2 separate regions of the Mus musculus genome follow, and region 2 is linked to region 1. A link is a loop called in an ENCODE intact Hi-C map of the cell type or tissue named here. Cell type or tissue: heart. All regions are shown on one strand. Each heading gives the region's core, and the rest is flanking DNA. Links, peaks and the distances in the headings are about the cores only. Region 1 holds the start of Mcts1 (malignant T cell amplified sequence 1). Region 2 overlaps Cul4b (cullin 4B).

Region 1 (2,919 bases), core at 306-2,805:
GATACCATAGAATCAAGACAAGGTAGGCATGGTAACCACTAATTATTCACAAACAGTTGAACAATATAAATGCATAGTAGGTTTGTCTGGAATATTTTAAAGGTTCATATCCCCATTGAGGACTAGAATATTTGCCCCTAGAGAGACTGTGGTATTTGTCTTATAGATCTAGTATTTCTGTGTCTCACATATTGAGTAGTCTTTAATCCCTTTGCCATCATGATTTCGTTTTTTACCTTTCTGATTGAAAACCCTCAAGAAGCATAATTTTGTTTTCTTAAAAAAAAATTTAGGGCTGGAGAGATGTCTCAGTGGTTAAGAGCACTGACTGCTCTTCTGAAGGTCCTGAGTTCAAATCCCAGCAACCACATGGTGGCTCACAACCATCTGTAATGGAATCGATGTCCTCTTCTGGTGTGTCTGAAGACAGCGACAGTGTACTTACACATAATAATAAATAAATCTTTGGGCCGGAGTGAGCAGGGCCTGGGTGAGCAGAGGTTTGAGTTCAATTCTCAGCAACCACATGATGGCTCACAACCATCTGTACAGCTAGAGTGAACTCATATACATAAAATACATAAATAAATCTTTAAGAAAAATGTTTTAGAAAGTATTCAAAGCTTAATGTGGTGGCACATGCTTTTAATCCCAGTACGAGTGAGGCAGAAGCAGGCAGGCGTCTGAATTTGAGGCCAGTCTGATCACCATAAGGAGTTCCAGGTCAGCTAGCATATATAGTGAAACTCTGTCTCAGAGAAAAACAAACAAAACAAAACAAACAACAACCCCCTACCATACAACCAAAATGTATTTCTTTATCTTTTCATTTCACTTGTGACTACTATTACTGGAGCAGCAGTCTTTTTATTCTTTAAGGGAATTACCTTATTTTCCTTTTTTCATTTGTTTTCTTTTAGAGATAGGGTCTCAAGTCTTCTCCAACCCTTCAAGGTTTGTGATTAGGGCATGAGTTATCATGCCTGGGAGGAAATTACATTTTTGTTTGTGTTCAAGAAATCAATTTTATTTGTTTTGCTTCTTTTTCAAGACAGGCTCTCTGTGTAGTTCTAGTTGTTCCGGAACTAGTTCTGTAGACCAGGCTGGCTTTGAACTCAGAGATCATCAGCCTGTCCTGCCCCCACCCCCACCCCAACTCCCATCCCTGTACTGGTTGGTATTAAAAGCTTGTGCCAAGATGTCCTGTTACATTCCTGATTTATAGTTCAGTTTTTAACTATCAGAGTGAAGCAGGGGACAGCAACCTGATGACTTATTTGATAATTCTATGACAGCACTTCACTGTCCAATGATTATAGCTACCAGATTAAAAAAAAGGTTGTTCAATTAAATTCAGAAAAACAAGTAGTTCTTAGCATAAGCAAGGTCAAAACGTAGATGAAGTATACTTGCACCAAAAGGTGTTCACCTTATTTGAAATTCAAATTTGACTAGGTATCTTGTAATTTTATTTGCTGAACCTGACAACTTTGACATTAATTTAACATGAAGCTATGAGGCTCGCCTAGGCTCAAGCAGCTTGATAGGCATCAATTCACTCTGTTGCTTCAGATAGGAAGCAAAACCTATTATCCTTACAAACTATTTAGCATAGTGGTAGGTGGCAACAAAGACCTAAGAATCTTGACCCTTTGAGGAACCCGTAACTGACTGCCACAATTTCTGCTTTGATTGATTCCCTCCCCCACTCTATTCTTCCAGCAACCAGAAAGAATTGCTTGATCACTTCTTCCTTCTGAAGTCCCGCCCTTTCGGCTACCCCCAATGGAGACTAAGCTGTTACTGAAAAGGAGCCGACAAAAGCGTCAACGTGGAGTCGAGAGGAGCGGAAGTAGTCAGATTTCGCTAAGGGCCGTAAAGCGGATAGTGTTTTCGCCTTCCGGATTAACGACAGCAGCTCCGACTGTCAGTGCAGGCCTTCCTCGTGCTGGACCCTTCCTAATTCAATTTCCTTCCCATTCCGGGCCCTTCCCTATCGTCGCCCCTTTCACCTTGGATCATGTTCAAGAAGTAAGGACACGCTGTGGCCTCCATTGGCTGCTTAGAAAGGCGGTGGGGGTGGGGGTGGGGAAGAGGGAGAGAGCAAAGGTCCTCTTTCTCTCTCCCCCGCCCCTGCCATCCTGACTTCCTAAGGTTTTGTAAAGTATAGTACTATGCTCACTTCGGACTTGGACCACTTCTTTAAGCTTTCCATCCTTAATCTTCAGTCGGGGCTTGGCTCTCCCGCTCCCATTTCCTTTTTCCTTAGCCCTGTTCTGCCTTTCCAGCAGTGCTATCTCCATTCCTAGTATTCTACCAATCACATCCTTGCACTGTGATTTAGGGGCACATCCTCAGCTGAGAGGAGAGCCCTGCACTCTGCTATATGTTTATTAGTTATGAACTGAAAAAAGGAAGGCTTGACTTCCTGGGTCATGGCAGTGAGGGAGTCTGGGTGACAGGAAGCAAGCGGCTGGCCTGTCAAGCCTATTGCTAAGCTGCTAGATTAACCTTGTCTTGAGAACAACGTGGTAGCCCTATGTGCTAGTCTGTGTAAGGAAGACCAATTTCCTTGGAAACCTATCCAGTGGGTTTATCTTCCAGATCTGATAGACGCAAAAGGAAAAAAGGGGAACATGGGCAAAGGAAGGTGGGTTTTGTGCATGAAAATTTGAGCAAATCTGGACAGGGATTTTAAAATTATCTCACTATTTCTTTAAAAAAAAAAAAAACAAAAAACAACAGACTACATAGCCTGCTGGGGCTCTCATTCTTTTGTTATGCTTCGGTTAGTCTTTTGTATTTTAATGTGTGAGGTTTCTTTTAGATTAAAAAATAGATTTTTATTAAATAGATGGGAGTCTTTTTTTCCTTTGAGCAGAAATTTTCAGTAAAAGGCATTTTTGTTAGCTGACAACA
Region 2 (2,919 bases), core at 322-2,821, 55 kb before region 1:
CTATTGCATATGCCAGCAAGATTTTGCTGACACAATGAGGCTATGCCAGTGTCTGGCAAACACAGAAGTGGATACATTCATCTATAGGATAGAACACAGGGCCCCCAATGGAGGAGCTAGAGAAAGTACCCAAGGAGCTGAAGGGGTCTCCAACCCTATAGGTGGAACAATAATATGAACTAACCAGTACTCCCAGAGCTCGTGTCTCTAGCTGCATATGTAGCAGAGGATGGCCTAGTCGGCTCTCAGTGGAAAGAGAGGCCCATTGGACGTGCAAACTTTTATTTCCCCAGTACAGGGGAAATCCAGGGCCAAAATGTGGGAGTGAGTGGGTAGGAGAGCAGGGCAGGGGGAGGGTATGGGTGACTTTCAGGATAGCATTTGAAATGCAAATGAAGAAAATATCTAATAAAAAATTGGAAAAAAAAAAGAATGAAAAGTCTTACCTCTTAGAGTGCCCTAGTAATGATTCAGAGGTAAACTCTTTAATCCAGGTATAGGATAGTTGGGAATTTTTATACTAATAAACAAAAGAATAATTCTTTGTCTTTAAAACAAGCCAGTAATTATGGCTATCAGCAAGAGGCTAGGACCGTCCTACTCACTTCATGTGTGCGTATGTTGGGTAAGTGTGCACAGGCATGGAGGTCACTGGCTGTACTGCTCTACGAGAACAGACCTAGTCCTTTGAAATAGGGTCTATCATTGAGCCCAGAGCTAGGCTGGTGTCCAGGAATCCTCAAAGATTCTCCTGTTCCCTACCTCTACCCCACCCCTAGCCACTGGAGTCATACATACACGCAACATTTTTTACATGGGTGTCCTAACAACTCAGGTCCTCATGCTTGTGCCTCTTACCCTCTGAGCCTTCCTCCCCACCCCTTCAATTTATGTTTTCATGTGTATATAAAATGATCAACCAAAGCAGCAATCGACGAAAAGAGTATAATTAAGCCATAATTTCCGACAAATATTTTTTAAAAAACCCTGATATTAAAAAAAAAGAATGGCAAACATACCGTGTTTCAGTTTGGACAGCATTGATTTTTCAGCATCTACTGATGCACTCTTGCCAACTAATAGGCGTTTGGCTAAATCTTTCTTATAGAAGGCCTCAAAAACATCTTTACCTGTATTAAATAAAAAAGATAACACTCATGATATGCCAAGTAAAGCTGTAAGAAAATGGCTTTAAAAAGTTTATTACAACACGACAAGTTATTTAATTTTATACATTTTATCCAAGTTTATTAAACCCAAGAACACTGGAGGTCCATGTCTGTGCCAGACATTTCAAAAGTTCTTTTACTATAAAACAAATTAAGACTGTATTAACTATTTTTCAGGGGAAAAAACCTAATACATTGGTTCTATTAGCACCAAAACTCAAAGAGATTAAACAAGCAGTAAAATCCCAGGTTCTTAATAGTGGAAAGGTCAAAATACAAGGCAATTTAGTTGCATTCCTCAACTGTTCTTAATGATCTAAAATATGCAATAAATAAAATAGACCCTGTAGTTCTCAAAGTCTCTCTGGGTTATATAAAAGTTTTTAGTTCCTAAAGGAGTGCTTTCTTTGTTTTGTTTTCTGTTTGTTTTGAGACAGGGCCTTGCTATATTGCCCTGGCTGGGCTCATACTATGTGACCTACACAGCAATATTGCCTCAGCCTCCTGAATTCTGGATTACAGGTCTCTATCACTATGCCTGGCTCCCTAAGTGCTTTATTTTAAAAGAAAAATGTGAAAGCAGTAATCAACACTTACCATAGATAAATCTAAATATAATCATTATTTTATCCAACATTTTCTCAAGCTCTTCATCTGTAGCTTCTTTGTTGCCTGCACGAAGTTTTGAATCCACATACTTAGCTAAAATGGAGAAAAACTATAGTTTAGTGACCACGGGTGTCTGAAAGGTACTGACTACTACACATACCCCAATAGGACTATAAAATACTAACTCTTTCAGTATTTGTGCTATATGTACATGCATTTTATGGCCTCCAACGAAAGGAAGATCAAGTCACCGTGTCACTGTCACAGGGCTAACAAATACTACAAGTAAATGCACCGAATTGGAATCCAGACTGAGTATACTTTCCAGTATGATATGGAAGGACTATATATAGAGCACCGTAGTAGAGTTTCTGCCTACCATGTGCAGGTCTCTGGGTTCAAACCCTCACTTTCAGAGTTAAAAAAAAAAGAGAGAAAAAGAAAAAACTTAAAATGAGATAGAGACAGCGCATAGTGGGGGCTCCAAGTAGCCCTGTGTAAACAAAGTCACCAGAAAACACAGGTACTCTCTAAAGTTTCTATTTTACACAAATGGTCAGTGTTCTTAAACATTACTTTTGTATTTGACTAAATCAGAAACATCGAAGGCACAATTTATAAAATGTTTAAATTTAAATATAATTAGACTTTAACCAAATCCAACTCCATCCTTTCAGATGACCTAGTTTTCTAGGGCACATATACTAGCATCATGAGTGCATGTGTGAGAACCTTGCTTGAGAAACACTGCAACACACCTGTATACTCAGTGAGCCTGTCTCATTAGATTTATTTTCATCGTAGACTTTTTATTCATTTGCATTGGAATTTCATGCTGCCCTTTCCCTGTAGCTGTAACTGGAAACTTTCAGACAACAGCACGCTGTCCCATGTCTAAATCACAACAAGCTTGGAAAGCACAGAGTCAAGCTTCCTCACTACAAGTAAATGGGGCCCAATGTTCTACCTCACATAGAGTTTATATCATGCTTGATATAAAGACTATGAGACGCTGTTCAGCTTGACAGACTCTTTCTCACATCCAGATCCTTAGTGTCTCTTCTCAGACTTAGTATTACTGGCTAAACAACATCAAACAAACCAGGAATGGGTACAATATGATATTACCTCAGAGTTTATC

What was found. Peaks named below come from ENCODE experiments on the same cell type or tissue, not always from the same donor. Only the 100,000 strongest peaks of a DNase experiment are listed, where the experiment ranks them.
Region 2: a loop joins it to region 1, with 2.5 times the contacts of the local background. A loop is called at or near these places in 4 of 42 quality-filtered maps.

Annotation. Positions count from the first base shown.
Region 1 is chrX:38,598,748-38,601,666 of GRCm38, forward strand. Mcts1 (malignant T cell amplified sequence 1) reads left to right here and starts at 1,724. Exons shown (of 6, transcript NM_026902.4): 1 at 1,724-2,031. The coding sequence starts at 2,021. In heart, for the core only: no CTCF peak of the experiment used is centred there; DNase peaks (open chromatin) are centred at 1,844 and 2,414; H3K4me3 peaks cover 1,337 bases; H3K27ac peaks cover 1,236 bases.
Region 2 is chrX:38,543,730-38,546,648 of GRCm38, forward strand. Cul4b (cullin 4B) reads right to left here. Exons shown (of 23, transcript NM_028288.5): 15 at 1,767-1,871; 16 at 1,020-1,130. Among named protein-coding and RNA genes, the nearest start is that of Cul4b, 31 kb to the right of the region's middle. In heart, for the core only: no CTCF peak of the experiment used is centred there; no DNase peak of the experiment used is centred there.